Linked DNA regions of Homo sapiens: all the other regions are linked to region 3. Evidence: read pairs that join two places in POLR2A ChIA-PET (ENCODE). Cell type or tissue: HepG2. All regions are shown on one strand. Links, peaks and the distances in the headings refer to the core of each region. The heading gives the core; the rest is flanking DNA. Region 1 overlaps NDE1 (nudE neurodevelopment protein 1). Region 2 overlaps MARF1 (meiosis regulator and mRNA stability factor 1). Region 3 overlaps MPV17L-BMERB1 (MPV17L-BMERB1 readthrough).

The links. ChIA-PET counts read pairs that join two places held together with the same protein. Peaks named below come from ENCODE experiments on the same cell type or tissue, not always from the same donor. Only the 100,000 strongest peaks of a DNase experiment are listed, where the experiment ranks them.
Region 1: POLR2A ChIA-PET joins it to region 3 with 11 read pairs; 2 of 35 experiments call an interaction of 5 or more read pairs at or near these places.
Region 2: POLR2A ChIA-PET joins it to region 3 with 13 read pairs; 8 of 35 experiments call an interaction of 5 or more read pairs at or near these places.

Annotation. Positions count from the first base shown.
Region 1 is chr16:15,676,935-15,686,812 of GRCh38, forward strand. It overlaps NDE1 (nudE neurodevelopment protein 1), which reads left to right. Exons shown (of 9, transcript NM_017668.3): 4 at 867-1,015. Among named protein-coding and RNA genes, the nearest start is that of NDE1, 32 kb to the left of the region's middle. RefSeq lists an enhancer at 5,198-5,492. In HepG2, for the core only: a CTCF peak has its summit at 5,306; a DNase peak (open chromatin) is centred at 5,347.
Region 2 is chr16:15,623,538-15,633,415 of GRCh38, forward strand. It overlaps MARF1 (meiosis regulator and mRNA stability factor 1), which reads right to left. Exons shown (of 27, transcript NM_014647.4): 6 at 7,844-7,961; 7 at 6,795-6,967; 8 at 1,835-2,263; 9 at 1,479-1,636; 10 at 1,232-1,390. Among named protein-coding and RNA genes, the nearest start is that of MARF1, 15 kb to the right of the region's middle. In HepG2, for the core only: no CTCF peak of the experiment used is centred there; a DNase peak (open chromatin) is centred at 5,654.
Region 3 is chr16:15,572,218-15,582,095 of GRCh38, forward strand. It overlaps MPV17L-BMERB1 (MPV17L-BMERB1 readthrough), which reads left to right. Exons shown (of 6, transcript NM_001414674.1): 4 at 9,000-9,114. BMERB1 (bMERB domain containing 1) reads left to right here. Exons shown (of 6, transcript NM_033201.3): 4 at 9,000-9,114. Among named protein-coding and RNA genes, the nearest start is that of MIR6506, 34 kb to the right of the region's middle. RefSeq lists an enhancer at 6,929-7,429. In HepG2, for the core only: no CTCF peak of the experiment used is centred there; DNase peaks (open chromatin) are centred at 3,624, 4,264 and 4,774; H3K4me3 peaks cover 1,408 bases.

The DNA of each region.
Region 1 (9,878 bases), core at 598-8,597, 100 kb after region 3:
GATGAGGCTTGGAGAGGTTTACGTGGCTTGCTTTGGCTGTGGACACCTTGGGTAGAATGATTTGTCTGAAGAATGATGGAGGCTATAGGAATCTCAACCCTGTTGAGAGTAGGCAAGATTCAAGGTGCTCAGGGGGCAGAGGCACTCAGGACATAATTAAAACAGTTGGTCCGTTGTGCCTGCTTTGAATGACACCTGCCTGTTCCCACCACGTTACATCACTTGCCTAAGAGTCAGCTCTGGAGAGAAGGTTCTGTTGACTGAGCCTGGCTTGTCTCCCGATTGTGGTGGGAGGGTGGGACAGAAAGCCTGGAGCCCCACCCAGGGAGTGTGGTGGGAGGAGTAGTTTCATAAAGAGAGAGGGTCAGGCCAGGTGCAGTGGCTCACACCTGTAATCCCAGCACTTTGGGAGGCCGAGGCGTGCAGATCACTTGAGGTGTCAGGAGTTCAAGACCAGCCTGGCCAACGTGGTAAAACCCGGTCTCTACTAAAAATACAAAAATTAGCCACTATTGTTGGTGGGTGGCTGTATTCCCAGCCACTTGGGAGGCTGAGGCAGGAGCATTGCTTGAACCTGGGAGGCAGAGGTTGCAGTGAGCCAGGATCTTGCCGCTGCACTCAAGCCTGGGCAACAGAGTGAGACTCGGCCTCAAAAGAAAAAAAAAAAAACACGGAGTCTTGCTGTGTTGCCCAGGCTGGAGTGGAGTGTTACAGTCATAGCTCACTGCAGCCTCTAACTCCTGGGCTCAGGCAGTCCTCCCAGTTTAGCCTCCCGAGTAGCTGTGACTCCAGGTGGATGTGTGCTACTGTGTCTAGCCTTCTCAGAAGTCTTAAGTCATTCACTCAGTGTCTGTGTTGTCCTTCAGGAGAAGTTTGAAGTGCAGCACTCTGAAGGCTACCGGCAGATCTCAGCCTTGGAGGATGACCTCGCGCAGACCAAAGCCATTAAAGACCAATTGCAGAAATACATCAGAGAGCTGGAGCAAGCAAATGACGACCTGGAAAGAGCCAAGCGGTATGGGTGGAAGGGAAAAGCACGAGTGGGAGACTCTCCTCTCTGCTTTTTGTCCCCAGCAGCTGGGTACTGGGCCCTGTGCTGAGTATAGGGAACTAAGCAGTGAGCAGAACAAAGCCAGTGCCCTTCTGGATTTTAGTGCCCGGGGGGAAATGGACAATAGTCGAAGAAGTGCAATTTCATTACAGCAGCAAGGCTGGCAGCCCAGGGTGCTGTGGGGGTGTGTAATAGGATGTATTAATTTGGCTGTTGGCCTGGGAGCGTCAGGCGAGCCTTACCAGGGGAAATGCTATTTAGGCTAAGACCAGAGGAATGAGTAGCCATGATGCCAGGAGGGGTGTGAGACAAGAACATTCCAGACAGAACACCAAGCCTGTGCTAAGCCCCTAAGGTGGGAAGGAAGCTTTTTCAAAGAACAGTTTTTTGTTTTTTTTTGGAGACGGAGAGTCTCTGTCGCCAGGTTGGTGTACAGTGGCGTGATTTCGGCTCACTACAATCCCTGCCTCCTGGATTCAAGCAATTCTCATGCCTCAGGCTCCTGAGTAGCTGGAATTACAGGCACGTGCCACCACACCATTCTAATTTTTGTATCTTTAGTAGGGATGGGCTCTTGCCATGTTGGCCAGGCTGGTCTCAAACTCCTTAGCCTCCAAAGTGCTGTGATTACAGGTGTGAGCCACTGCGCCCAGCCCAGTGATTCCTAAACTGATGTTCTGTGGTTTAGCAGAATGATAATGACTAACATTTACAGAAGAATTACTCTCAGCCAAGCAGTTTTTTTGGATAAGAACACTTGTTTTTAAAAAATTTATATATGAATTATATACAGTGAAATGCGCAGATGTGGCCAGGCACGGTGGCTCACGCCTGTAATCCCAGCACTTTTGGAGGCCGAGGTGGGCGGATCACGAGGTCAGGAGATCGAGACCATCCTGGCTAACATGGTGAAAACCCGTCTCTACTAAAAATACAAAAAATTAGCCGGGCGTGGTGGCGGGTGCCTGTAGTCCCAGCTAGTCGGGAGGCTGAGGCAGGAGAATGATGTGAACTGGGAAGGGCGGAGCGTGTAGTGAGCCGAGATTGCGCCACTGCACTCCAGCCTGGGTGACAGAGCTAGACTCTGTCTCAAAAACAAAACAAAACAAAAAACAACAAAAAAACAAAAAAAGCACAGATGTTTTTTCTTTTATTTATTTTTGGAAACAGGGTCTTGCTCTGTTACCCAGGCTGGAGGGCAGTGGTGCCACCATAGTGCATTGCAGCCTGAAACTTCTGGGAGCAAGTGATCCTCCTGCCTCAACCTCCCAAAGTTCTGGAATTACTGGCATGAGCCACTGCACCCGGCCTCCTCAGAGAGTTTTTTTTCTGCCTCATTCTTTTTCTCCTGTCCGTCTCGGACGCCATCTATACACATAACCTTTTTATATTGTCAGGCAGGTTCCTAAGGCTCTCTTCATTTTTCTTTTCCCTAATTATTTTTTTGTCTTTGTTCTTCAAATTGAATAATTTCTGTTTATCCAGTTTCAAGTTGATAGACGCCCTCTTCTCTCTCCAATCTGCCATTATAGCAGATGAAATATTGAATTTTCAATATATTGTATTTTTAGATGTAGGATTTGTGTTTGTTCTTTTATAATTTCTGTTCTATTGAGGTTTCTTGACATCCTTGAGCATAGTTGTAAGAGCTGCTTTGAGGTCCTTTTGTGCAGTTTTCAACATCTGGGTCACATTTTCTTTATACTCCACGCATTCAATAACTTTGGGGTTGTATTGTAGGCAGTGTGAGTGGTGTTTCCCACGTGGTGTTTCCCACAGACTATTAGTTGTTTTTTGTTTTTGTTTTTGTTTTAAGACAGTCTTGCTCTGTCGCCCAGGCTGGAGTGCAGTGGTGCGATCTCTGCTCACTGCAACTTCCACCTCCCAGATTCAAGTGATTCTCCTGCCTCAACCTCCGGAGTAGCTGGGATTACAGGTGTGTGTTACCACACCCGGCTAATTTTTGTATTTTTAGTAGAGATGGGATTTCACCATGTTGGCCAATCTGGTCTCATACTCCTGACCTGAGGTGATCTGCCTGCCTCGGTCTCCGAAAGTGCTGGGATTACGGGCTTGAGCCACCATACCCAGCCAGAGATGATGAATTCTTTTATGTTCTTGATTTATTTGGTTTTCTTAGGTGGTTTACTTGGCTGAGCTTACAGCCCAAATTCTGTCTCCCCTTTGATGGGCAGTAGCTGAAATCTCTTTGCTTTTTTTAGCCGTAACTGGGCTGCTTTGTGTCTGCTCTGTGCACGTGTGGTTTGGGGGAGGCCAGAGATGTGGGAAGATACTATATTCAGAATGTGGGGGGGCCCACGGTGATAGATTTCTATCCCTGGAGCTTTAGGCAAAAATCTTGTAAAGATGCAGACTTCACCCAGTCTTGTTCTGTTTTTCTAAGCGTTGTTTTCCAGTTCCTGCCAGTGCACTCAGATTATTGTTGTAAACATTTTACTTAGAATTTATACGAGGTTTGATCTGATACAGGTTTCCTGGTCATTACCAGAAGTGGAAATTCCTTTCTTGTCAATCTGTAGGAGTTCTTTGCATATATATATTTTTTGAGATGGAGTCTCGCTCTGTCTCCCAGGCTGGAGCTGGAGTTCAGTGGTGTGATCTCAGGTCACTGCAACCACTGCCTTCCTGCTTCAAGTGATTCTCCTGCCTCAGCCTCCCAAGTAGCTGGGATTACAGGCGCCCCCCACCACGCCTGGCTAATTTTTGTATTTTTAGCAGAGACGGAGTTTTGCGATGTTGGAGAGGCTGGTCTTGAACTCCTGACCTCAAGTGATCCACCTGCCTCAGATTCCCAAAGCTGGAATTACAGGCATGAACCACTGTGCCTGGCCCTTTGTATATTTTTACTACTAATCTTTTCTCCTGCATTGAAAATAATTTTTTCCGTGGTAATCTTTTGTTTGTTGACTTTGTCTATTGTATCATTTTCCATACAAATATTTCCTTTTTTCTCTTTTGAAAAAAAATTTTTTATACATGTATTTTTCATTTTTAGGTCATCAGTTACATCTTTTTTTAAATACCTTCTAGGTTTGCAGATTTCACTAGGGAAGTCTCCTTGGTTCTTGATTGTTCATGTGTTTTGTGTTTTTTTTGCAATATTTTTTAATTGTTTAATTTTTTTGTATCCTTATTCCTTAGTCTGCAATGAATTTATTTTTGTATCTAGTATAAGATACAAGTTCAATTTTATTTTTATTTTCTTTAGGTGGATAGCCCAGTTGTGCCAGCACTGTTAAACACTGCCTTTTTTTTTTTTTTTTTTTTTTTTTTTTTTGAGACTGGGCCTCGCTCCATTGCCCAGAGTAGAGTGCCATGGTGCAATTACAGCTCACTGGAGCCTTGACCTCCTGGGGCAAGTGATTCTCCCACCTCAGCCTCCTGAGTGTCTGGGACTATAGGCATGTGCCACTATACCTGGCTAATTTTTGTATTTTTTGTAGATACAGGGTTTTTCCATGTTGCCTAGGCTGGTCTCAAAGTCCTGGACTCGGTCTGTCCACCTTGGCCTCCCAAAGTGCTGGGATTATAGGCATGAGCCACCATACCCGGCCTTTGGCATATTTTAAAATTGGGTTGTTCGTTGTTTTTTTTCCCATGATTTCTAGGAGATTTTTATATATTTGTCTGTGACATGAATGGACAGTATTGGGAGTTTGTCATTTGTTTCCAGCTTTGTCTGATGTATATTTTATTGTACAGAGTTACTGATTTGTTTTGTTTTGAGTCAGAGTCTTGCCCTATGGCCCAGGCTGGAGTGCAGGTGCAGGATCTCGGCTAACTGCAACCTCCACCCTCCCAGGTTCAAGCTATTCTCCTGCCTCAGCCTCCCAAGTAGCTGGGATTACAGGCGCCCACTGCCACGCCTGGCTAATTTTTGTATTTTTAGCGGAGATGGGGTTTCACCATGTTGGCCAGGCTGGTATTTGATTTTTTTGTAGTCAGATTTCTTAGTCATAGTTAGAAGGGCCTTGTGCACTCCAAGGTTTATAAAGCAATTAGCCAAGTGTTTTCTTGTAGTATTTTTGTTTTTTCTTTCTTTTCTATTTTTATTTTTGTACTAAACGTGCATTGTTTTTGTTAATACAATTTGGCCAAATGCTGAATAGTTTAGTGTTAAAAATCGGATGAGGTAGAAGCCCAGTTCACCATTATAGAATCAATAAAGTTCTAGGTCACCAAAGTTTTATGTATTTATGTTTTGAGACAAGGTCTCTCTCTGTCGCCCCTGCTGGAGTGCAGTGGCACGATCACTTCAGCCTCCCCAGTAGCTGGGACTACAGTCATGTGCCACCATGACTCACTAATTTGTGTATTCTTTGTAAAGACCGGGTTTCTCCATGTTGCCTAGGCTCCAAAGCTTTATTTTAAAGACTTGAAAATGTTACAATTTTGTGCAAGTTTAATAGTTATATTTAGAACGTTTGACAGTCTTCTCCAAGAACAAGAGTTTCTCAGCACCATCAGCTGTTTGATTGCTCTCATGGTCCTTCTTCTATACGTCCCTCAAACGAAACTACTCACTTTTAACTGAGGACAGGCACTTTGTATAAGAATAACCTTGAAAAGTGTGCAGGACCTAATTGGAAGTAACTAAAAATTAAATACATTTCCTAAAGGTTACTTTGTTTCATATGAGTACTAAGATGCCAAAAAGTTTTACAAAAATTCAAATAGATTTAATCTAGTTTTACTCTTTTCATAAGTTTTTCATTTTATTTTATTTATTTATTTTTGAGACAGAGTCTTGCTCTGTAGCCCAGGCTGGAGTGCAGTGGTGCGATCTTAGCTCACTGCAGCCTCTGCCTCCCAGGTTCAAATGATTTTCCTGCCTCAGCCTCTCGAGTAGCTGGGACTACATTGCATGTGCCATTATGCCCAGCTAATTTTTCTATTTTTAGTAGAAATGGGGTCTCACCATGGTCCTGACCTCAAGCGATCCACCACCTCGGCCTCCCAAAGTGCTGGGATTATAGCCGTTAGCTCTCACACCCAGTCCAACTTACACATTTTTTTTTTTTAAAGAGATGGGGTCACACAGTGTTTCCCAGGCTGGTCTCAAACTCCTGGATTCAAACAATCTTCCCATCTCGGCTTGCCAAAGTGTTGGGATTACAAGCATGAGCCACTGTGCCCAGCCAATTCCATGGACTTTTAAAGCATTTTTTGGCTCAAAAAGGATATGTTCTTAGTTATCTAACCAGTATATCTCTTTATATTTACTGAAAATCTGTTTTCCTATTTAAGTATTTTCAGGTTCTCAATAACTGCACATGAAATTAACAGCTTTCATAGTCACAAATTATTGCAATATTTTGCTGTTATACTAAATATGGGTTTTTTTTGTTTGTTTTTAAGACAGAGTCTAGCTCTGTTACCCAGGCTGGAGTGCATTGGCACAATCTTGGCTCACTGCAAGCTCCGCCTCCCAGGTTCATGCCATTCTCCTGGCCTCAGCCTCCCGAGTACCTGGGACAACAGGCACCCGCTACCACGAACCGGCTAATTTTTTTGTATTTTTAGTAGAGATGGGGTTTCGCCATGTTAGCCAAGATGGTCTCGATCTCCTGACTTTGTGATCCACCCGCCTCAGCCTCCCAAAGTGCTGGGATTACAGGCACTAAATATGCTTTTATACATTAGTTGACAGAATTTCAACATATAAAATACATAAAGCAATTTTCACTCCAGTTACAACTAGCATGCTGACCTTTATTTCAAAGTAAATACGCTAGGTGAGATAGCTCATGCCTGTAATCTGTCATCTTAGTACTTGGGGAGGCTGAGGCTTGAGTATTGCTTGAGCCCAGGAGTTTGAGGACATCCTGGGCAACATAGTGAGACTCCCGTCTCTAGAAACAAATATAAAAACTAGCCGGCTATGGTAGCTTGTGCCTGTGGTCACAACTACTCGGGAGGTTGAGGTAAGAAGGTGAAAGAATCGCTGGGCGCATTGGCTCACGCCTGTAATCCCAGCACTTTGGGAGGCTGAGGTGGGCGGATCACCTGAGGTTAGGAGTTGGAGACCAGCCTGACAAAGATGGTGAAACCCTGTCTCTACTAAAAATGCAAAAATTAGCCAGGCATGGTGGCAGGCGCCTGTAATCCCAGTTACTTGACAGACTGAGGCAGGAGAATCGCTTGTACCCGAGAGGCGGAGGTTGCAGTGAGCTGAGATTGTGCTGTTGCGCTCCAGCCTGGGCAACAGAGTGAGACTTCATCTCAAAAAAGAAAAAAAAAGGTGAAAGGATGACTTAAACCCAGGGTGTCGAGGTTGCAGGGAAATTCAGAAATGCCACTGAAGGGCCAGGCATGGTGTCCAACACCTACAATCCCAGCACTTTGGGAGGCAGAAGCAGGTGCATCACCTGAAGTCGGGAGTTCGAGACCAGCGTGGCCAACATGGTGGAATGCTGTCTCTACTAAAAATACAAAAATTAGCAGGATGTGGTGGTGCGTGCCTGTAATCCCAGCTACTTGGGAGGCTGAGACAGAAGAATCATTTGAACCCCGGAGGCAGAGGTTGCACTCCGCCTGGGTGACAAGAGTGGAACTCCATCTTAAAAAAAAAAAAAAAAAAGGCACTGAAGCTGGTCCCCAGTTCCCTAGCATTCCAGAAGCAAAATAGATTTTGACCAAATAAGGAGTTTGTTAAAATTTCCGATTCAGTCGGAGTTTGTGTTAGGGTACAGTATGAGGTACGAATCTAATAATTTTTTCCTGGTGGGTACCCAGTGGTCCCTAAAACTAGAACTGAACCTGCCATCTTTTTACCAATGATCTGTGATGCCACCTTTATTATAAATTAAACTCTTGTCTATTTCTGGACCTTTGGTTCCTTTGTTCTTACAACCAGTAGCATACTATTCTTCATTGTTGAGGCTTTATAGTAGTGCGTTCTGACTCTCTGGTAGAGCTAGTTCCCTGATCTCTTTTACAGAGTTCCTCTGATCATTCTTGTTTCATTGTCACAGGATCTTTCAAATCAGTCCAGTTTATTCCCCCAGTAGAAACGTATTAAGACAGTGTTAAATTTATCAGTTTAACTTGTGGAGAATTAATTTCTGCATGATAATGGGTCTTCCTCTTTATATACTCAGTATGTCTGCATTTCTGCAAGCATTCTGTACTACTCTACATATTATTATGTGAATATTTTATCTTTGATATGTCAACCTTAGGGCTGTTTTAACTGTTTCTGGTATTGTACTCCGAAGTATTATCCCTTTGTTGTTGGTAGTAGTGTGTTTTTTGTTTTTGTTTTTCGAGACAGGGTCTGGCATTGTTACCCAGGCTGGAGTGCAGTGGCATAGTCATGGCTTACTGTACCCTTGAATTCCTGGGCTCAAGCAGTCCTCCTACCTCAGCCTCCGAGTAGCTGGGACTACAGGCACGCATCATGCACGGCTAATTTTTTTACTTTTTGTAGAGACAGGGTCTCTCTATATTACCCAGGCTGGTCTTGAACCCTGGGCCTCAAGCGGTCCTCACACCTTGGCCTCCCAAAGTGCTGGGATTATAGGCATGAACCACTGTGCTTGTCCCTTTGTTGTTTTTAATCGGTACTGTGGTAACTTTATCCTATCCACTACTTCTAAAGACCCTGTGAGGGTAGGTACTTGTATGACTCCATCTAGACATAGTAGGATATGTTGAATAAATGAACTGATGCAGCCATTAATCAGTGCAGTTATTAATTTGGTGATTGAAGGAACTGAGGATGAAGGAGATCAAGTTCCGCAATGATACTCAGTGAGTTCTAGGTGGAGGAGGAGCTGGGTGTTAACTCCTGGGTTCCTCTCCAAACACGTGCTTCTGACCACTGTGGGATACAGTTAGCAGGTTGTGTAAGGTCTGGGGACAGACACAGGGTCAATAATAAAAATTGCTGAAAATTTATAGATGTGTGCTTATGTGTAAAACATCTGTTGTGTGCTTCCTGTAGGATTTTTTTTTTTTTTTTGGGAAACATTCTTACTCTGTTGCCCAAGCTGGAGTGCAGTGGCATGATCTTGGCTCACTGCAACATTCACCTTCTGGGTTCAAGCGATTCTCCTGTCTCACCCTCCCGAGCAGCTGGGACTACATGTGTGCACCATCATGCCCGGCTAATTTTTGTATTTTTAGTAGAGATGAGGTTTCACCATGTCGGCCAGGCTGGTCTCGAACTCCTGACCTCAAGTGATCCGCCCGCCTCGGCCTCCCAAAGTGCTGGGATTACAGGCGTGAGCCACCGTGTCCGGGCCTGTATGACTTCTTGCCACCCCTTCCCCACCACAATCCTGCATGAAGGTTACTATTACTATCCTTGTTTTGCATGAGAGAAAACTGAGGTGCAGAGAAGGTGGTTTTCCCAGAATTATAACAGATTGTTTTCTTACAGCACTTGGCAGTGCCTTTACCACAGTGTTTATGCCCTTCACAAGAAGGGGTTGTGAGCAGGGCAGCTGGGCTGGTACTGGGCATTTTGAACTTCCACTGAGAGGTTAAATATGATCTCTTCCACCTGCTTAAGTGCATCTTATGCCTGGCACAATGCCTCATGCCTGTAATCTCAGTAACTCAGGAGGCTGAGGCGGGAGGATCTCTTGAGCCCAAGAGTTTGAGATTGCAGTGAGCTGTGATTGTACCACTGCACTTCGGCCTGAGAGACACAGCAAAAACCTGTGTCTTAAAAAATCATGTTGTTATATGTGTTTATTAGGTTATTATTATTTTGAGATGGAGTCTCACTTTGTTGTCTAGGCTGGAGTGCAGTGGTATAATCTGGGCTCACTACAACCTCTGCTTCCTGGCAGTTCTCCCA
Region 2 (9,878 bases), core at 1,060-9,059, 51 kb after region 3:
CCCAAAGGGCTGGGATTACAGGCGTGAGCCACTGTGCCCAGCTGTGTTTTTAATCTTAAATACACATTGATTTCAGACATTGTCAAAAGTACTATCTACTGACCCCTAATTACCGCCAACCAATTAATATATATTCTTCCTTTGGGTTAAAGCTAAAGGCAGGAATTAGAGGCAGTCCTGATGAATTAACCTTCTGCTTTGTGCATTATCCTTAGGAAATCAGCCTGTGATACCAATTTAAGGCGTCTAACCTCCTCTGTGTCTCTGAAAGAGTTAAACGTTCTTGCCTACATGTTACAGTTCTTTCTGCACATAAGGAAAACTTTTATGTGGCTTTTTAGATGTAATTTTATAGATCCATAGTCACTTTCTCTTTTTTTTTTTTTTTTTTTGAGACGGAGTCTCGCTCTGTCACCCAGGCTGGAGTGCAGTCATGCGATCTGAGCTCACTGCAACCTCCACCTCCCAGGTTCATGCCATTCTCCTGCCTCAGCCTCCCAAGTAACTGGGACTGCAGGCACTCACTACCACGCCCGGCTAATTTTTTGTATTTTTAGTAGAGATGGGGTTTCACCGTGTTAGCCGGTTAGCCAGGATGGTCTTGATCTCCTAACCTCATGATCCTCCCGCCTCGGCCTCCCAAAGTGCTGGGATTACAGGCGTGAGCCACCACGCCCGGCTGATCCATAGTCACTTTCTACAGTGATCTGCCACCAACTCAGCAGAACAAACACAATGCTAAAAGGAGCTCATGGGAATGCAACACGGCCTTACGGCTTCTCTGTCTCCCAAGCATCAAGAATTCCTTGGTGTGAGAGACAGTGATAAATAATTACCATGGTTTACAGAAAACTTTACTTCCAAATAGCTTCCTATACAGAACCATATGAATCAGAACCACCAATGCACGGCTCGTTTGGGCTTTTTCCTCAACACAGCGAACATAGGGACATCTTTACATGCCCCCCTGCACTGGCCAGGGACTCTCCAACAGGCTTCTCTTTCTGACCTCTGCTTACCACAATTTCCAGATGGAGGAAGAAGAAATGGTGAAAGCATTGCCCCTAAATGTTAACGATGATTACCTGAGGAGAGGGGGACTGGCAGAAGAGTGATGGGAGACTTACTTTGTGCATTTCAGTACTATCTGAATTCTTTTCAACAAACATACTATTTCATAATCCTTCCTATTACATGTAACCACCCCCATGGGTCAAGAAGCTGGACTCACCTAGAAGACCAAGACTGAGATGCGAGCAGAGGACTGACTTGCCTGGATGCAACTAACTTGCTAAAAGCAGACGGGTAACTCACTTGGAATACAGTCTCCTCTTTATCTTTTTTCTCTACAGGAGAACTGGTAACACTTCGGGCACTGAGGTTCTCCTTTCTAACAGAAGGGGAAAATTGAAGGCAAAAGGTCATATGTCTTCCTTCACATTCAAGAAGCAGCTATGAGAAAGAGTAGTTTCACATACTTCTGACTGGTTTTGTAAACGGGTTCTGCCACCCCCGAGTTTTTCGGCGTCGACACTGCAGCACTTGAGTTACCGTGAGTGGGTACGACCAGCCTCAGGTGACCTTGCTGGTGCTCACTGTTTCTATGACCAGTTTTTGACTCCATGCGGCACAGCTCCTTCAAAGACACAAGCACAGTGGGGTTTAAATTTTAAGTACCCAAGATGTGTTAGATCCTTTACAGAAAACGATTGACTTTGAGTATCATCAAACACTGAAATCAAAAAGGGACACGCCAAAAGCAAGCGGGCACGTAAAACACAGAAACAAACCAAACCTACCATAAACTTCAGAAAGCAAGAGGTATCAAAATTACCTGTAAACTTTTAACATTTGTATTTTTTGTAGCAGATCCAGAATTTGCCTGTGACCCTTTTCCAGGCGTGGCTTTGGCACTGGAAGATTGTTCACTTGCATCTTTGATGAGGCACAATTTTGGATTCTTAAGTTTTTTGGGAGACTTCACTTTATCAGCAATTGCATTTGAACTCTTTGTTTCACAGAGTTCTCTATTTTTTGGAGTAAATGACACAATGATCCTATTACCAAAGACATCTTCGTTTTCCATTCGCTTCTGAGCGCGCTCTGCACTATCTTGGTTTATGAAGCGGAGAATTGCACTGCAGCCTGTGATACTCAGCACTTTCCCACCACAATTATCGGACAGGCGTCTGAGCCTGTTGCTGACGCTCTTGCCATCCTTATTTGCTGGTAGGTTATAAACATAGAGCAGAGTGTGGCACTGCTAATACAGAGGAAAGAAGTGTTACGTCAGGTTAATTCAAGGGCACACATTCAATTTCAAAATAAGAACAATGGGTGACCTCCAAACTTCAGTTAACAACTTTGAAGAGAAGATGACAGTGATTTAGATGGGAGAGGGTAAATTATTTAGTGTTGACAAAGTAACTGAATATTGTTTTAAAGAATATGCTTTAGCTGGGCATGGTGGTGCATGCCTACAGTCCCAGCTACTCAGGTGGGAGGATTACCTGAGCCCAGGAAGATTGAGGCTGGAGTGACTGTGCCACTGCACTCCACTCTGAGTGACAGAGTGAGACACTGTCTCAAAAAATAAAAATAAAAAAGAATATGCTAGGCACAGAGGTCTGTATACTATATGATTCCATTTCTATAAAGCATCCAGAAAATACAAATCTACAGAGACAGAAAGATTAGTAGTGCCTGGGAGTGGGGAAGGGGATTAATTATAAATTAGCATAATAGATTTACTGAGGTGACAAAAATATTCTAAAATTGTACAACTCAATTTACTAAAAATTATTGTACACTTAAAAGAGCTGAATTTTGTAATATGTAAATCATATCTCAACGAAGTTGTTTTTTAAAAGTCTATTTATTCTGCAGGTCTGCTGAATAATAACTTATAGAGCCAGAAGGTGAGCAGGGTCAGTCCTGGTTGGTTTTTGCATAGGAGAATGCCTGGGAATACTAGGAGCTATAGGCTTAAGTAAACAAAAATTTTTTTAAAACCCAACAATTTAGAGCCTGTTCAGCTTCAACAGCAGATTGCCAGTAGTTAGGCTGGAAGTTTTATTTGGCAGTGGGTAGTCATAATTCTTCCAGATAAGTTGAAATTTATGTATTAAGAAGTAGAACTTGGCCTGGCACAGTGGCTCACGCCTGTCATCGCAACACTCTGGGAGGCCAAGGCAGGTGGATCACCTGAGGTCAAGAGTTGGCGACCAGCCTGACCAACATGGTGAAACCCCATCTCTACTAAAAATACAAAAAAAGTTAGCTGAGCAAAGTGGCAGACGCCTGTAATCCCAGCTACTCCAGAGGCTGAGGCAGAATAATTTGCCTGAACCCAGGAGGCGGAGGTTGCAGTGAGCTGAGATGGCACCACTGTACTCCAGCCTGGGCGACAGAGCGAGATTCTGTGAAAAAAAAAAAAAAAAGAAAGAAAGAAAGAAGGAAGTAGAACTGGAGAAAAAGAAAGAAAAGAGAGAGAGAGAGAGAAAGAACGAACAAACGAACGAACGAACGAACTGGCCAGGCATGGTGGCTCATGCCTGTAATCCCAGCACTTTGGGAGGCCGAGGCGGGGGGATCACTTGAGCCCAGGAGTTCAAAACCAGCCTGAGCAACACAGTGAGACCCCATCTCTATTAAAAATTTTTAAAAATTGCCAGGCATTGTGGCTCACTCCTCTAATCCCAGTACTTAGGGATGCTGGGGCAGGTGGATCACTTGAGGTCAGGAGTTCAAGACCAGCCTGGCCAACATGGTGAAACCTCGTCTACAAAAAACTAGCCAGAGGCTGGGCACGGTGGCTCACGCCTGTAATCCCAGCACTTTGCGAGGCCAAAGCGGGTGATCACCTGAGGTCAGAAGTTCGAGGCAAGCCTGGCCAACACAGTGAAACCCCCTCTCTACTAAAAATACAAAATTAGCCAGGCGTGGTGGCGGGCGCCTGTAATCCCAGCTACTCGGGAGGCTGAGGAAGGAGAATCAATTGAACCCGGCAGGTGGAGTCTGCAGTAAGCGGAGATCACGCCACTGCACTCTAGCCTGGGTGACAGAGTCTCAAAAAAATTTTTTTTAAATAAGAATAATATTTTAAAAAGCAGAACCATTAAAGCACCAGGAGAAAACTTAAGATAATTATATAAAGGGTTAAATCCAGAAACCATAAGAGAAATCACTAACAACAGGCAAAGGATGTGAACAATTTACAGAAGAAATAAAAAGCAAACAACGATAATCATAAAAGGATATTTTGCACTGTGTTAAAGATTAAAAGTCAATTATAAGATGATGCTGTTTTTCACTTACTGGCCTGGCAAACATTTAAAACAGACACTCTTATGAGTGTAAATTAGTACCACCTTCCTGGAGGAAGACATGGATCTTGCTAGTAAAGTTCTAACCCAGAACTCTTATGCCTTGGAAATTACCCTATGGTATGTCAGCCCAGGAGCCTAAAGATATAAATTACCTTGCTGGAAATGGTAAAAAACAAAACAAAACACAAAACTGGGTATAAACAAAATGTCCACTAACAGGTAGACTGGTTAAATAAAGACCAGCCATACAAGTACTTTTCAAACCAAAGTTCTGGTTTTTAAAATGTGGCAGATTTATATTAATATATATTAACATGAAAAGACATCCAAGCTCTGACATAGTTTTTTTCCAAAAGCCACAGAACACTGTATATGTGACACATTTTTTTTTAAACGTACATTTTTTAAATCTGGAGGGCAATACCAAAATATTAACAGTGGTTACTTCTGGAGGGTAGAATTGTGGGGTTTTCACTTTCCACATTTCTAAATATTGTGTTTTGTTTGTTTTTACAATGATCATACCATACTATTCTTTTCTTTCTTTTTTTTTTAGATTTTTTGAGACACAGTCTACTCTGTCACCCAGGCTGGAGTGCAGTGGTGTGATCTCGGCTTACTGCAACCTCCACTTTCAGGTTCAAGTGATTCTCCTGTCTCAGCCTCCCAAGCAGCTAGGACTACCAGTGCCCGCCACCACACCTGGCTAATTTTTGTATTTTTAGTAGAGATGGGGTTTCGCCACATCGGCCAGGCTGGTCTCGAACTCCTGACCTTAGGTGATTGGTGATCTGCCCACCTCAGCTTCCCAAAGTACTGGGATTGCAGGCGTGAGCCACATCACTCGGCCCACACCATACTTTTCTAATCAGAGGCTTTTCTTTTTATTTGAGGGGTACTGACCAATTATCAACAAAATCTACACTTTTCCTATTACACCTGGGACTCAAAACCCAGGCAGTACCAATGTATGTTTAATTTATTAAAATTAAAGGAACAGACTAAAGAACATAAAAAGAAATGTATCTTAAATTATCACTCTAGTGGATGGGAAAAAACATCCAGCAAAACTAAATGGTTTGAATTATCAAAACATTGTTTTGGTTTTTTTAACCATAAGGAATAAGAATCTCCAAAGTGGGCAAGTTCTTACCTAAAACACTACATTTACTTTTTTTTTTTTTTTTGAAACAGAGTCTCGCTCTGTCGACCAGGCTGGAGTGCAGTGGCGCGATCTCAGCTCACTGCAACCTTCACCTCCCAGGAAAAAACACCGTATTTACATAAGGCCTTCAAAGTTAGAAAAGTGACCGTCAAACAGAAGCAGAAGGGAAGAAATGTAACTACAGCCAAGTGACTAAAAACAAATAATGACAAAGGTGAGTTAGGAAAGAGCCTCAAAAGATTAAGGTAAGGCCTGTATATGCTTACTCCCTGGGTAAGCCTCTGGTATCCACAACTCTCAACTGTCCATAGCATGAGTTTCAACTTAAGCCAGACCGCAGGGGGCTTGTTGGGTATCGGGGACACAGGTGACTAGCAGGCAAGTGCCGGAATCAGGATACCCGGGGCCCACTCTCTTAACTGCTGCAATCACCAATGACACGTTTACTTTTTCTAAGAGCTGATTTCTTTCTCCCTTAAATGAAGACTTTGCATGAGATCATGTCTAACGTACTTCTGTAACTCTCAGTTATTAAATTATATGTGAAGACTTTCATTTAACGTATGGGATTGCCCACTCTCCTGGATCACCCACACCATGGCTCCTTCTCCATTATCATTAATTCTTTCAGAGTTACACACATATTCGCCAGCGGCTTAAACACAGCCCAGCACTGCAATAAACATTCTTATCCCAAGTCAAGTCTATCAGAAATGCTAGTCCTGGAAATGTGCTCACACCCTCCTCCCAGTATATGGCATAAACAGGCTACACACAGGTGGAGCAATAACCACTCCTGCTAATTGTGTCCATGCACCACAGGGAATGCACAATAGAAAGCACAGACTCAGAGGCCCGCTGAAGCTTAAGGATTAAATACCGAAAAAAATGCACAATTGACTCCACTTATTTGGTGCCAACCACACAAGTATGTGAGAACCCTCGCCATATTCTCTACCCATAATACTTGGAAGCAAAAAGAATCATGACTTTTAATCCGTTATTTCTATCCACCTGACACAAAACACTGCTAGCTTTGAAGACACTGGCAAGTTGGGAAGGTAAATCTACAAGTCAATTTCATATGATATTTTGAAATAAATAAAAGCAAACTTCATACATACCAATTATCTGTATATTTGTGAGAAGAACCGAAGGTTTCTAAGCCTTACTTCAAAATCTAACCCACCTCTTACAAAGAACAGCCCCATCTGGGCCTGGCAACCCCCTTATTATGGGCTGTCTTTCAGCCTCCACAATGTAATATTGGAAAATGGCAAAAATAACGCAAACCCACTTACTGGCATTTTTAGTGGTAACCTGGGGGGCAAGTCGGAAATGAACTCTTCAAATCTGATCAGCTCGTTAGCATGATGCAGCAGTGCTTCTGAGGCCTGGTTTTTATGGACCAAAATAATGTGGAAACCATGCCTGTGTCTCAGGTCACTAAGTTCCAATGCAAAATTGACATCAGCTGAAAGAAAAGGTACAGACCAACCCCATCCCCAAACATTAGAAACACTTGACAAAGACAGACAACTCTATTGACACCCACTGAGAAGAAAGGAAAGGCTGGACTATATTCAAAATTGCTTCCCCCGTTTCTTAGGAAAGAAACACGTTTCACATCAGAAGAATGTAAGACAATCTTACCAAAAGAATTCCAAGACACATATGTTACTTTCAGTATTAAAAAGGAGCAAATATGTTGGGGAGACTCAAATTTGAAAATTAACTTAAACTTTAAAAATTATTAATACTGAGCACAAGGTAAAAAAAAAAAAAAAAATCACATTTTTCTTTAATAAACCTGGTCCCGGCCGGGCGTGGTGGTTCACGCCTGTAATCCCAGCACTTTGGGAGGCCGAGGAGGGTGGATCACCTGAGGTCAGGAGTTTGAGACCAGCCTGACCAACTGGAGAAACCCCCATCTCTACTAAAAATACAAAATTAGCTGGGCGTGGTGGAACATGCCTGTAATCCTAGCTACTTGGGAGGCTGAGGCAGAAGAATCACTTCAACCTGGGAGGCGGAGGTTGCAGTGAGCCGAGATTGCGCCATCGCACTCCAGCCTGGGCAACAAAAGCGAAACTCCATCTCAAAATAAATAAACAAAAAAATAAAATAAAAAATAAACCTGGTCCCACAATAACTCAAGTTCCAAGGAGGAAATACAGAAATCCACCTAGACCCAATTTTTTTTCTAAACAGTTCTCAACAATAACCATAAACATGTCTCATGTACTTCAGCCTCTTTGGGGATACATTTTACTTTCACATGTTGCTGGCTTCTATGATAATTTCCCACACAGTGAGTTTAGCTGAAATTAGCAGATGTTTCTGTACTTACTTGACACAAGAACCACTGTGGCTGGAGCAGTGTGTGTATTTGCAAATCTGCGGAGACTCTGCCGCAGTTTATCATCAGCGGCATTCTTTGCAGTAGCATTGATGTGGGCAACGGTTACCTGCATTAATTTATAATAAGGGTGAATAAGCAGGAGCTGAGGCTAGAAAATTGCTACACATTCTGCCCATATTTTTTATTTTTTAAATTTTATTATACTTTAAGTTCTGGGGTACATGTGCAGAACGTGCAGGTTTGTTACATAGGTATACATGTGCCGTGGTGGTTTGCTGCACCTATCAACCCATCATCTAGGTTTTATGCCCCCACATGTATTAGGTATTTGTTCTAATGCTCTTCCTCCCCTTCCCCCAACCCCGACAGACAGACCCCAGTGTGTGTTTTTCCCCTCCCTGTGTCCATGTGTTCTCACTGTTCAACTCCCACTTATAAGGCAAGAACATGCACTGTTTGGTTTTCTGTTCCTACATTAGTTTGCTGAGAATAATGACTTCCAGCTTCATCCATGTCCCTGCAAAGGACATTATCTCATTCTTTTTTATGGCTGCATAGTATTCCATCGTGTATTATGTGCCACATTTTCTTTATCCAGTCTATCACTGATGTCTGCCCATATTTTAATAAGTAATTCTTGAGAAAAAAATTCTTATTACTATTGGGAATGGTAAAAAATTACAACAGATCTCAGTAATCTCAACATTGGTTCTTGATATGAACTGGGTTTGTGACTAACCCTGCTCTCATCTCCAATCTTCTGTTTTTGCATTTCTTTCATCCTCCTTTCAGAAAATAAGTAGAATATAGGAAGTGAAATTTGAACTCAGTTAAATTTGCTCTAATAGCTTCTGCCAACAATTTGGAGGTGGTAAAGATCAGACAAATGACTAAAATAAGATTTAAGGCTGTGTTTTATGTCAACTGTCCATGCTACCCATGCAAGCTTGTGCAATCTGCCTTTTGTTGTTGTTTTCTGTTTTGTTTTGTTTTGGGCTTTTAGCAGCTGGAAGCCATAGTTTTTAGTTTCCGTCCCTACTAATAAGCAGAAAAGAGAGATAAGGAAGGTGCTTTACTAGCCCAACCAGAAACAGAAACTGAGAATCCATGATTGTATTCTCTCCCTTGGACACCCCTGGATGGCTTTCAGGATCTGGGGTGAGGTGGTAGAGAGAGGAGGGAGGATATCCCCTAAGGGAGCTAAAATGCATTTATTTCTGTTAAAACTATCAGGCTCGCATATAAGTCCCCAAAGGAAGGAAAGGTTTATTTTGAGAAAGTTGCCTCAGGCACCTGCAATACACAATAATAACTTGCTGGTTTTTGTAAAGAACATGGGTATATCATTTTAGACAAGCAATATGGACTATCAATATAATTAATTATCTAAGAGTCAAAAGACCCAAATTCTAGTTTCAGCTTAAAAGCAGACTCTGGGGGTCAGACAAATCTAGATTTGGATCTTTGCTCTTCCTGGCCAAGTGATCTTAAACAAGTTTCTTCACCTCTCAGGGCCTTAGTTTAATTTGTAAATTGTGAATTATATATTCTACGTGCCTGGTTCAAAGAGCAGTAATGAAAATCAAAGGAAATAATACATATATAACCATTATACCAGTATAGAACTAAAATATAAATTAGGGAGCATAACTGAAAGAATGATTAAATTATTTCTAGTACTTTGGAAGTGATCTTTTGCTAATTTATTTTATTTGAAAACTTGGCACAAATGCAATATCATTAAACAAATTTTCAATCAGAATTCTAAAAAAAAAAAAAACACCACACACACACACACACACACACACACACACGTACAGCACTTTTAGAGGCCAAGGCAAGAGGACTGCTTGATCCCAGGAGTTTGAGACAAGCCTCCACCACCTAACCCTGGATCCTGAAAGCCATCCAGGGGTGTCCAAGGGACAGAATACAGTCATGGGTTCTTAGTTTCTGTTTCTGGTTGGAACATAGGGAGACCTCGTCTCTACAAAAAATAAAAAATGAGCCGAGCATGATGGCG
Region 3 (9,878 bases), core at 1,246-9,245:
AAAATGAGGCCAATAATACTACCCCCCGCATGGTTGTTGTGAATATCCCATAAATAACAAAGGCAAGGTGTAGGAGTCTTCCACACAGTCTTGTTGTAAGGGTAGTGTGCGCAATGACAGTAGAACTGAATCCTCTAGCTTTCGTGAGCATTTACTAGGTGCCCAGCACTGTGTAGGCCCTAAGGATAAACGAGTGAATAGACTTTCCTAGTTGAAAGAGAGCGACAGCTAGTGGGTATGGGGTTTCTTCTGGGGGTGATTAAAATGTTCTAAAATGGATTGTGGTGATGGTTGCACAACTCTGCAAATACACTTGGAACAGATGAACTGCATGGTATGTGAATCATATTGCAATAAAGCTGTTACCAAAAAAAGTTAAATGTCAAACATAAAACAACGAAGGAATGAGGGAAAAGTACCAAAGTCTATTCTCCACCCACTAGAAACCCCAATGCAATTGATCTGGCATTGTTGGCTTTGGACTCTGGCATTGTAATAGAACTCAACTTGTGATATGGTTTGGCTGTGTTCCCACCCAAATCTCATCTTGAATTGTAGCTCCTATAATCCCCGTGTGTTGTGGGAGGGACCCAGTAGGAGATGATTGAATCATGGGGGACAGTTTCCCCCATACTATTCTCATGGTAGTGAAGAAGTCTCATGAGAGCTGATGGTTTTATAAGGGGTTTCCCCTTTCGCTTGATTCTCATTTTCTGTGCTGCCTGCTGCCAAGTAAGACGTGCCTTTTGCCTTCTGCCGTGATTGTGAGGCCTCCCCAGCCACGTGGAACTGTGAGTCCATTAAACCTCTTTTTCTTTATAAATTACCCAGTTGCGGGTATGTTTTTATCAGCAGCGTGAAAATGGACTAATACAACTAGGGTCTGCTTTCCTGGCACAGTAAGACCAGCTGTCTCCCCAGAGTTTTTGCAGTGGTAAAAAGGAAACAGTTTATTTGCAAGGCTCCAAGCCAGGAGGACTGGGCAGCTAATGCTTCAAGCCTGACCTCCTCAATGGCTTATAGGTAATGTTCTGTCCAACAGGTTCACCTTGCCCTCTGCCTAGACAAACCTGACTTATCAAGACTGGGGAATTACAATAGAGAAAGAGTAATTCATGCATAGCCGGCTGAGGGAGACTGGAGTTTTATTATTCCTCAAATCAGTGCCCCTGAGCATTCCAGGATCAGAGTTTTTAAAGACGATTTGGTGGATGGGGGTGGGGGTGCAGTGAGAATGGAGTGCTGATTGGTTGGGTCGGAGATGAAATCACAGGGAGCCGAAGCTGTCCTCTTGCACTGAGTCAGTTCCTGGGTTGGGGCCACAAGGTCAGATGAGCCACTTTATCTGGGTGGTACCCACTGACCCATCAAGTGCACGGTCTGCAAAATACCTCAAGCATTGATCTTGGTTTTTACAATAGTGGTGTTATCTTCAGGAGTAATCTGGGGAGGGTCAGCATCTTGTAGCCTCCAGCTGCATGATTCCTAAACCATAATTCCTAATCTTGTGCTTAATTTGTTAAGTCCATTTTCACACTGCTGTCAAGAACTGCCCAAGACTGGGTATAACGGAAAGAGGTTTCATTGACTCACAGTTCGGCATAGCTGGGGAAGCCTCAGGAAACTTACAATCATGGTGGAAGGTCAAGGAGAAGCAAGGCACTCTCTTCACAAGGTGACAGGAAGGAGAATGAACGCAGGAGGAACTGCCCAACCCTTATAAAACCATCAGATCTCATGGAACTCACTCACTATCATAATTCCTAATCTTCTGGTTAATTTGTTAAGTCCATTTTCACACTGCTGTCAAGAACTGCCCAAGACTGGGTATAAAGGAAAGAGGTTTCATTGACTCACAGTTCGGCATAGCTGGGGAAGCCTCAGGAAACTTACAATCATGGTGGAAGGTGAAGGAGAAGCAAGGCACTCTCTTCACAAGGTGACAGGAAGGAGAATGAACGCAGGAGGAACTGCCCAACCCTTATAAAACCATCAGATCTCATGGGAACTCGCTCACTATCACGAGAACAGCATGGGGAAACTGCCTGCGTGATTCAGTCACCTCCACCTGGTCTCTCCTTTGACACGTGGGGATGATGGGGATTATAATTCAAGATGAGTTTTGGGTGGCGACACAAAGCCTAACCGTATCACCTACAAATGCAGTCTAGTTCCCAGGCAAGAAGGGAGTTTGTTTTGGGAAAAGGCTGTTATCGTCTTTGTTTTAAATGATAAAGTAAGTTCCTCCCATAGTTAGTTCAGCCTATGCCCAGTAATGAACAAGGACAGCTTGGAGGTTAGAAGCAAGATGGAGTTGATTAGGTCAGATCTCTTTCACTGTCTCTTATAATTTTGCAATGGCGATTTCAGTGCAGGTTTTTAAAGGCAGGGGTAAATTTCAGTCAAGCAGAAGTTACAGGCAAAATTGTAAATCAATACATTGAGATTACATATCAATTTTGGCCTAAAAGGGCTGCATACGTTGAAGCTGGGGCTCACAGGTCATAGGTAGATTGAAAGATTTTCTAATTTGCAATTGGTTAAGGAAGAGAAGCTTTGTTTAAAAATCGGGGGTCAAGGCCAGGTGCAGTGGCTCACGCGTATAATCCCAGCACCCTGGGAGGCCGAAGTGGGCAGATTGCTTGAGGCCAAGAGTTGGAGACCAGCCTGGCCAACATGGCGAGACCCCCGTCTCTACTAAAATTACAAAAATTAGCCGCGTGTGGTGGCGCCTGCCTGTACTTCCAGCTACTCGGGAGACTGAGGCAGGAGAATTGCTTGAACTCGGGAGAGGGGGGTTGCAGTGAGCCAAGATTGTGCCACTGCACTCCAGCCTGGGCGACAAAGCAAGACTCTGCCTCAAATAAATAAATAAATAAAAATAATAAAAATCGGGGGTCAGCAGAAAAGAATGGCATCCCTGGCCCATGGGTGTGACTCCCTCCAGGCCTCTCTGGAAGACACTTAGAACAAGGAAAGATGGTCAGAATTCAGTCCTTAGTCTTCCTTTATCTGACGTCTATATGCCAGTGGATCCATTTGGTAGGGTCCTGGGTTTCTGAAAAACAACTCAGACATATATGCTAAGATGTTTATCTTCAGTTTCTATAGAAAACAAAACATCTCCAGATTCTAACTTCCTTGGCTATTGTTTTAGGCTACTATTACCTTCTTACTGATAAGTTGCTTATTGACTTTTCAAGGCTAGCTAGGTGCCTAGAATTTCCTTTGAGGGAACTCAAGATTTTCCTTTATTTCCATGCTTGGGGTGGGGGTCTCCCACAGACCCCAAAAGGGAGTCCCTGTGTTACTGGTGGAAGGTGTCCAGGTTCTTGGTGTTTTGAACAAAGAATTGGACAAAATGCACACACAAACAAAATAAGCGAGGAAAGAATGAAGCAACAAAAGCAGAAATTTATTGAAAATGAAAGTACACTCCATAGGGTGGGAGTGTGCCTGAGCATAGGGGCTCAGGAGCCCCAATACAGAATTTTCTGAGGTTTAAATACCCTCTAGAGGTTTCCCGTTGGCTACTTGGTGTACACCCTATGTAAATGAAGTAGTGGCCCACAATTAGTCTGATTGGTCGCAGAAAGCTTTTGCAGTTGCTTTCTGCGACCAATCAGATATACTTTCAATTTCTCATGTGACACACAGAAAAGGAGGAGGGTTTGCAAAGGGAGTAGCCTCCAGTCCTTTTGTTACTTATGTGTGGAAAGTTGGGGTTTTTCTTTTGATTTAGTTCTAGGAAGTTGGCCCTAGGTTCCCTGCCTCCAGACCATATTCTCCTGCCTCACCTGATCCATCTCAGCATTAGTAATTTTTTTTTTTTTTTTTTTGAGACAGAGTCTTGCTCTGTCACCCAGGCTGGAGTGCAGTGGCGAGATCTGGGTTCACTGCAGTCTCCGCCTCCGGGGTTCAAGTGAAGTGATTCTCCTGCCTCAGCCTCCTGAGTAGCTGGGACTACAGGCGCCCGCCACCATGCCCGGCAAATTTTGTTTTTGTATTTTTAGTAGAGACTGGGTTTCACTGTGTTAGCCAGGATGGTCTCAACCTCCTGATCTCGTGATCTGCCCGCCTCGGCCTACCAAAGTGCTGGAATTACAGGTGTGAGCCACCGCGCCTAGCCGAGCATTGGCAATTTTTAAAGCTTTGCACCTGATTGTGATAAGCAGGGACGGTTAGGAACCGCCAGGCCTGTTCCCCTCTCTCATTTCACAATTCTCCAAGGATTAGTCTGGCTGAAAGGTACAGAAACCCATCCAAGCTTATGTAAGCACAAAACAAACAATTACTGGAAGGACAGTGGAGTCTCCTGAAGCCCTAGGGCATTACATTCATTTCCCAGAGCTGCCTAACAAATTGGTGCAAACTGGATGGCTTAAGCAACAGAAATGTATTCTCTCTCGGTTCTGGATGTATTCTCTTTCGGTTCTGGAGGCCAGACATCCAAAATCGAGGTGTCAACAGGGCCTTGTTCCCTGCTAAGGCTCTAGAGGAGACTCCTTTGCCTCTTAGCTTCTGGTAGTGTTAGTGAAGTAGTGTTGTTGACTGGGGTAAATACCCAAGGTTCGTTGTCTCTCTCCAAGCAGATTAAGGACACAGACACTGACATACAGAGGAGTGAGTTTAGGAGTGGAGGTTTAATAGGCAAAAGAAAGAGAAAAGGGAACAGCTCTCTCGGTCTCTCTCGAGAAGTCCCTGAATGGGAATTCCGGCCTGTGGCAGACTGCACCAAATTTTATAGACAAGCTTGAGGAGGTGGTGTCTGATTTACATAGGGCCCACAGATTGGTTGGAGCAGGTGTGACGTTTGCATAGTGCATGGGAAGGCTGGCCACCCCACCCTAATCTTATCATGCAAATGAACTTTCCACTTGGGCGGCGCCATGTTGTCTTCTCCTTACTGTACACATGGCTGGCAAAGAGAAGGGAGCGTGGAGCCGCCATTTTGAACATACCTAGACCAGGTGGCCTTTTCCTATGGGCACAGCTGCCAGCATTCACCCGTGTAAGCTTCCAGCTCCCTTGACTATGTCTACAGCTCGATTTTACTGGCTGCTCCTTGTTAGAAAAGAAAATGATTTGGGGGTTGCTTTTCATTAAAAGGAAAACCTTACCGAGGACTTCCTTACCCTATCTGCCTAAATAATTTCTTCTTCACTCCTGTATCATTAGCAGTAGCAAATCCATACGAGTCTGAAGCAACTTGATACTTGCCTCCTCAGAGGAAATAATTCCACCAGCGGGCATAAGGCAGAGTGAGAGACCGAGGCAAGTTTTAGAGAAGGAGCAAAAGTTTATTAACAAGTTTTAGAGCAGGAATGAAAGGCAGTAAAGGACACTTGGAAGACGGCCAAGTGGGTGATTTGAGAGATCCAAGTGCACCGCTTGACCTTTGATTTGGGGTTTTATATGTTGGCATGTTCCGGGGTTTTATATGTTGGCATATTCCAGGGTTTTATGTCTCTCCTCCCTTCATTTTCCCTCAGGGCAGGTTGTGCGCATGCGCAGTGGCCTGCCAGCGCTTGGGAGAGGCTGCAAACACAGTGTATTTACAGAAGTCATGGGCCTGATTATTTGAGATGTTTTTCCCTCACCAGTTGAGTGTTCCTAGAGGAAGGTCATATACCAGTTAGACTCCGCCATTTTGCCTCTTAATGTGCATGCTTGAGCCCAGTTGCCCAACTCCTGAGATCTCATCGGGAAACCGCTGATAACTTCAGGTGTTTTCTGTCTGTTGGGAGATGGCCTTTCCCTGGCACCAGCTGTGACCAATTATTATTTTAGAGAGACAATTTTAACAACTGCCTGACATCACCTGATGGTTGCCTGGCATTCCTTGGGGGGGAAATCCCCTCTCCTTTCTTGCTCATGGCTGCCTGGCTACCTACTCTAACAGTAACACACACAATTCTTGGCATTGCTTGCCTTCTGGTTGCACCACTTCAATCTCTGCCTCCATCTTCACGTGACCCTGTGTGTGTCTGTGTGTCTTCTCTTCTCCTCTTTTTTTTTTTTTTTTTCTAAAAGACAGGGTCTGGCTGTGTTGCCCAGGCTGGTCTAGAACTCCCAGGCTTAAGTGATCCTCCTGCTTCAGCCTCCCAAGTAGCTGGGATTACAGGTTCAGGCCACCATGCTTGGGTCTCTTTCCTCTTCTCATAAGGACACAAGTCATTGGGTTTAGGGTCCATGCTAATAAGTATGACCTCATTTTAGCTTAACTATTATAATTACATGTGCAAAGCAACTTACAAATTACTTTGGAAATAGAGTATTTCCAAATAGAAGAGATATAAACTGGGGAAAACTATTTCCAAATAGGGCACACATGAACTTTGGGGGTGCCTTAGTCTCTGTGGCTTGCTCTAGACCGGGGGCTTGTAAACAACATTTATTACAGTTCTGGAGGCTGGGAGGTGCAAGATCAAGGTGTTGGCAGATACAGTGCCTGGTGACGGCCTGTTCCTTATAGATGGTACCTTCTCACTGTGCCTTTGTGTGGTGGAAGGGGCAAACAAGCTCCCTTGGGTCTCTTTTATAAGGGCACTAATTCCATTCATGAGGGTTCTACCTTCATAATCTACTCACTTCCCAAAGGCCTCATTTCTTAATACTATGACCATGGAGGTTAGGATTTCAGTGGGTGGCACCTGTAGGCAAGTGGAAGATGATGGGAAAGGTATGTGGCACACACGCACGTGAGCAGCATTGGCCAATGACTTGGAGACTTGGGCTAGTCATAGGTCTGTGAGCTGACGCAGGCCACTTGTGTGAGTAGGTGGTTTCTCCTGGGAGTTGCTGCAGCTGAGGCTGGGGAATGCCTCTATTGGTGAGTGACAGAACACATGGATGAATGGCTTGGAGACAGAGGTTTGCAGATGTTGGGGGCCCAGCCAGTTGTTGGGTGATTCTGGCTAAGATCTAGAGAGCAGTGGAGGGCACTTGGGAATGTCAGAGTGCTGTCAATGGTTATTTGGAGAGTAAAGTCACACCACGAGCTCCTGAGTGAGCAGGGGTCCTGGTGAGTCGATGGGTGTTGGTGCGTGCTTGGAGAGGGCAGGGAGCGGCTCTGCGGTGCTGACGAGTGATTTGGGGAATCAGACCCAACCCACAAGATTTACCACGGCAGGAGCAGTGACACCATCATCCAATGCACCAATGGCTGGGAATGGGGAGCGGCTGGCAAGCCTATTGCCCTTCTTCGTGCAGTGGTGGACTCCTGGTTAATGAGAGAAACCAACTTTCTGTCCTATCCAAATATTATGTTCTCCTTACCCCTGGTTCTGCTTCCAGATCCAGAAAAAATGATCAACGTCAGTCGTGGGCAGGCAGACAAGCTGTCCCACATTTTTTATTCTGAAGGGATTTGAGCAGAAAGAGCCCAAGTGGGTTTAAGTTTTTGCCTCTTAATTTTCTCAAACCTCATCTTCAGCCCTCTCTCTTTTTTTTATTTTTTCTCTTTGGCATCCTAGCACTTGGTGTTTGGGACAGGGTTAGTGTCATTGGCATGGATGATTTTCTTCTGATAAATTGGTTTACCTTCACCAAAGGGAAAAAAACAACTAGTTCCCTCCCAGCACCCCTATCTGAGCCTCTCCTCACCCCCTGCCTTTGCAGAAGACCCTGGCTTTGTCATGACCATTTACTGAAGGCTCTCAGCCAAGGCCAAGCACTCCACTAAGCCATTTACTAACACTACTGCATTTCAAAATTGTATGCAATTTAGTATGCAGGATGTGCAGGTTTATTACATAGGTAAACGTGGGCCATGGTGGCTTGCTGCACCTGTCAGCCCGACACATAGGTATTAAGCCCAGCATGCATTAGCTATTTTTCCTGATGCTCTCCCTCCCCACACTCACCCTGCCCTCTCAATTTTTTTTTTTTTTTTTAAGAGACAGGGTCTTTCTCTGTTACCCAGGCTGGAGTGCAATGGTGCAATCATAACTCACTGCAGCCTAGAACTCCTGGGCTCAAGAGATCCACCCACCTCAGCCTCCCAAGTAGCTGAGACTACAGGAACACTCCATCACATGTGGCTAATTTACAGAGAAAATTTTTGTAGACATAGGAGGGTCTCACTATGTTGCCCAGGCTGGTCTTGAACTCCTGGCCTCAAGTGATCCTCCTGCCTTGGTCTCCCAAAGTGCTGGGATTACAGGTGGCAGGCACTATGCCCAGCCCATTACTCCCATTTTAAGCCTCACTGTGTATTTTACAGATGAGAAAACTGAAGCTTGAAGAGGTCAAGTTGCTTCTCCAAGTTCATCCAGAGGGTGGAAGGGCAGAGTCAGGTCTCCAATCAATCCTGGCCGCTCAGCTCAAGTGCTTTTTTTTTTTTTTTTGAGACAGAGTCTCGCTCTATCACCCAGGCTAGAGTGCAGTGGTGCGATCTCAGCTCACTGCAAGCTCCACCTCCCGGGTTCATGTCATTCTCCTGCCTCAGCCTCCCGAGTAGCTGGGACTACAGGCACCCGCCACCACACCCGGCGAATTTTTTGTATTTAGTAGAGACGGGGTTCCACCCTGTTAGCCAGGATGGTCTCGATCTCCTGACCTCGTGATCCGCCCACCTTGGCCTCCCAAAGTGCTGGGATTACAGGTGTGAGCCACCGCACCCGGCCAGCTCAAGTGCTTTTAGTGGTCACCCTCTCATCTGTCTCTCTGTAATTTTTTGTTTTTTTTTTCTTTCTTGAAATGAAGTCTCATTCTGTTGCCCAGGCTGGAGTGCAGTGGCGCAGTCTCAGCTCACTGCAACCTCCGCCTCCCAGGTTCAAGCAATTCTCCCGCCTCCCGAGGTGGTGGCTGACAGCCTCCCGAGTAGCTGGAATTCCAGGTGTGTGCCACCACGCCTGGCTAATTTTTGTATTTTTGGTAGAGATGGGGTTGTTTCACCATGTTGACCAGGCTGGTCTGAAACTCCTGACCTCAAGTGATCCGCCCACCTCAGCCTCCCAAAATGCTCATCTGTCTCCTTGTTGATGTCTTCTTTCCAGAAAAAGAAAAAACCAAACTGCAGAAGCAGAGAGAGGATGAGCTAATCCAGAAGATCCACAAACTGGTGCAGAAGAGAGACTTCCTGGTGGACGATGCGGAGGTCGAGCGGTTAAGGTGAGTGCACTGCGGGTACCCGATCACTGGGCTGCAGGACAGCAACCTTCTGCTTCCTTCCAGAACCCATCTTCTGCTCCTGGGACTCACAGCCTTGCCTAACAGGCATGGCCTTGATCCACAGTCTCTGGACACTGAATCCCAAGGAACCCCAGCCTTCTGGCTTGAGAATTCATTTTGTATATAAGAGAATTTCAAATCTGTGCCTCTTGAGGGAATGTTGTTCCAGGAAGTGACCAGGGAGGAGTCACATCCCATAATACATGGCAGAGCTTCCTTCACATCCTGTCACTCCTGAAGGCAATGTCTTGAAACTTCTGCTATCAGTTTCTACCGAAACTCTGCCACCTGAACTGACTTGCTCCCAACCTCTGTCCTCCCAACCTCCCAGCTTTGTTCTCCCCTTTCCCTTCCCCTTAGTGGCGCCAATGCCCTTTTCTAAGTATCAGGGTCTTCTCTTTGCATCTGCTGCCTTGACCTCGACAACCACAGCCCTGGAGCTGCAGTGTAAAAACATGTTGTAAATGTTGAAAATGTGGAAAGCTGTACATGTTGGTTCTTGATTTTTGTTTCCTTACACCAGAGCAAAGCTTTTAGGGCCTTTCACAAGGAAAAAGGCCCTTCCAACCCAGAGGGCAACTTGCTCTTTATTGTCTGTGTTCTCAGAGACCTTTCTTCAAGGGTCCTGGGACTAGCAGTTCCACTGCCCTTCTTCATGCTGCAATGGACTTCTGGTTAATGAGAGAAACCAACTTTTCCCTCCT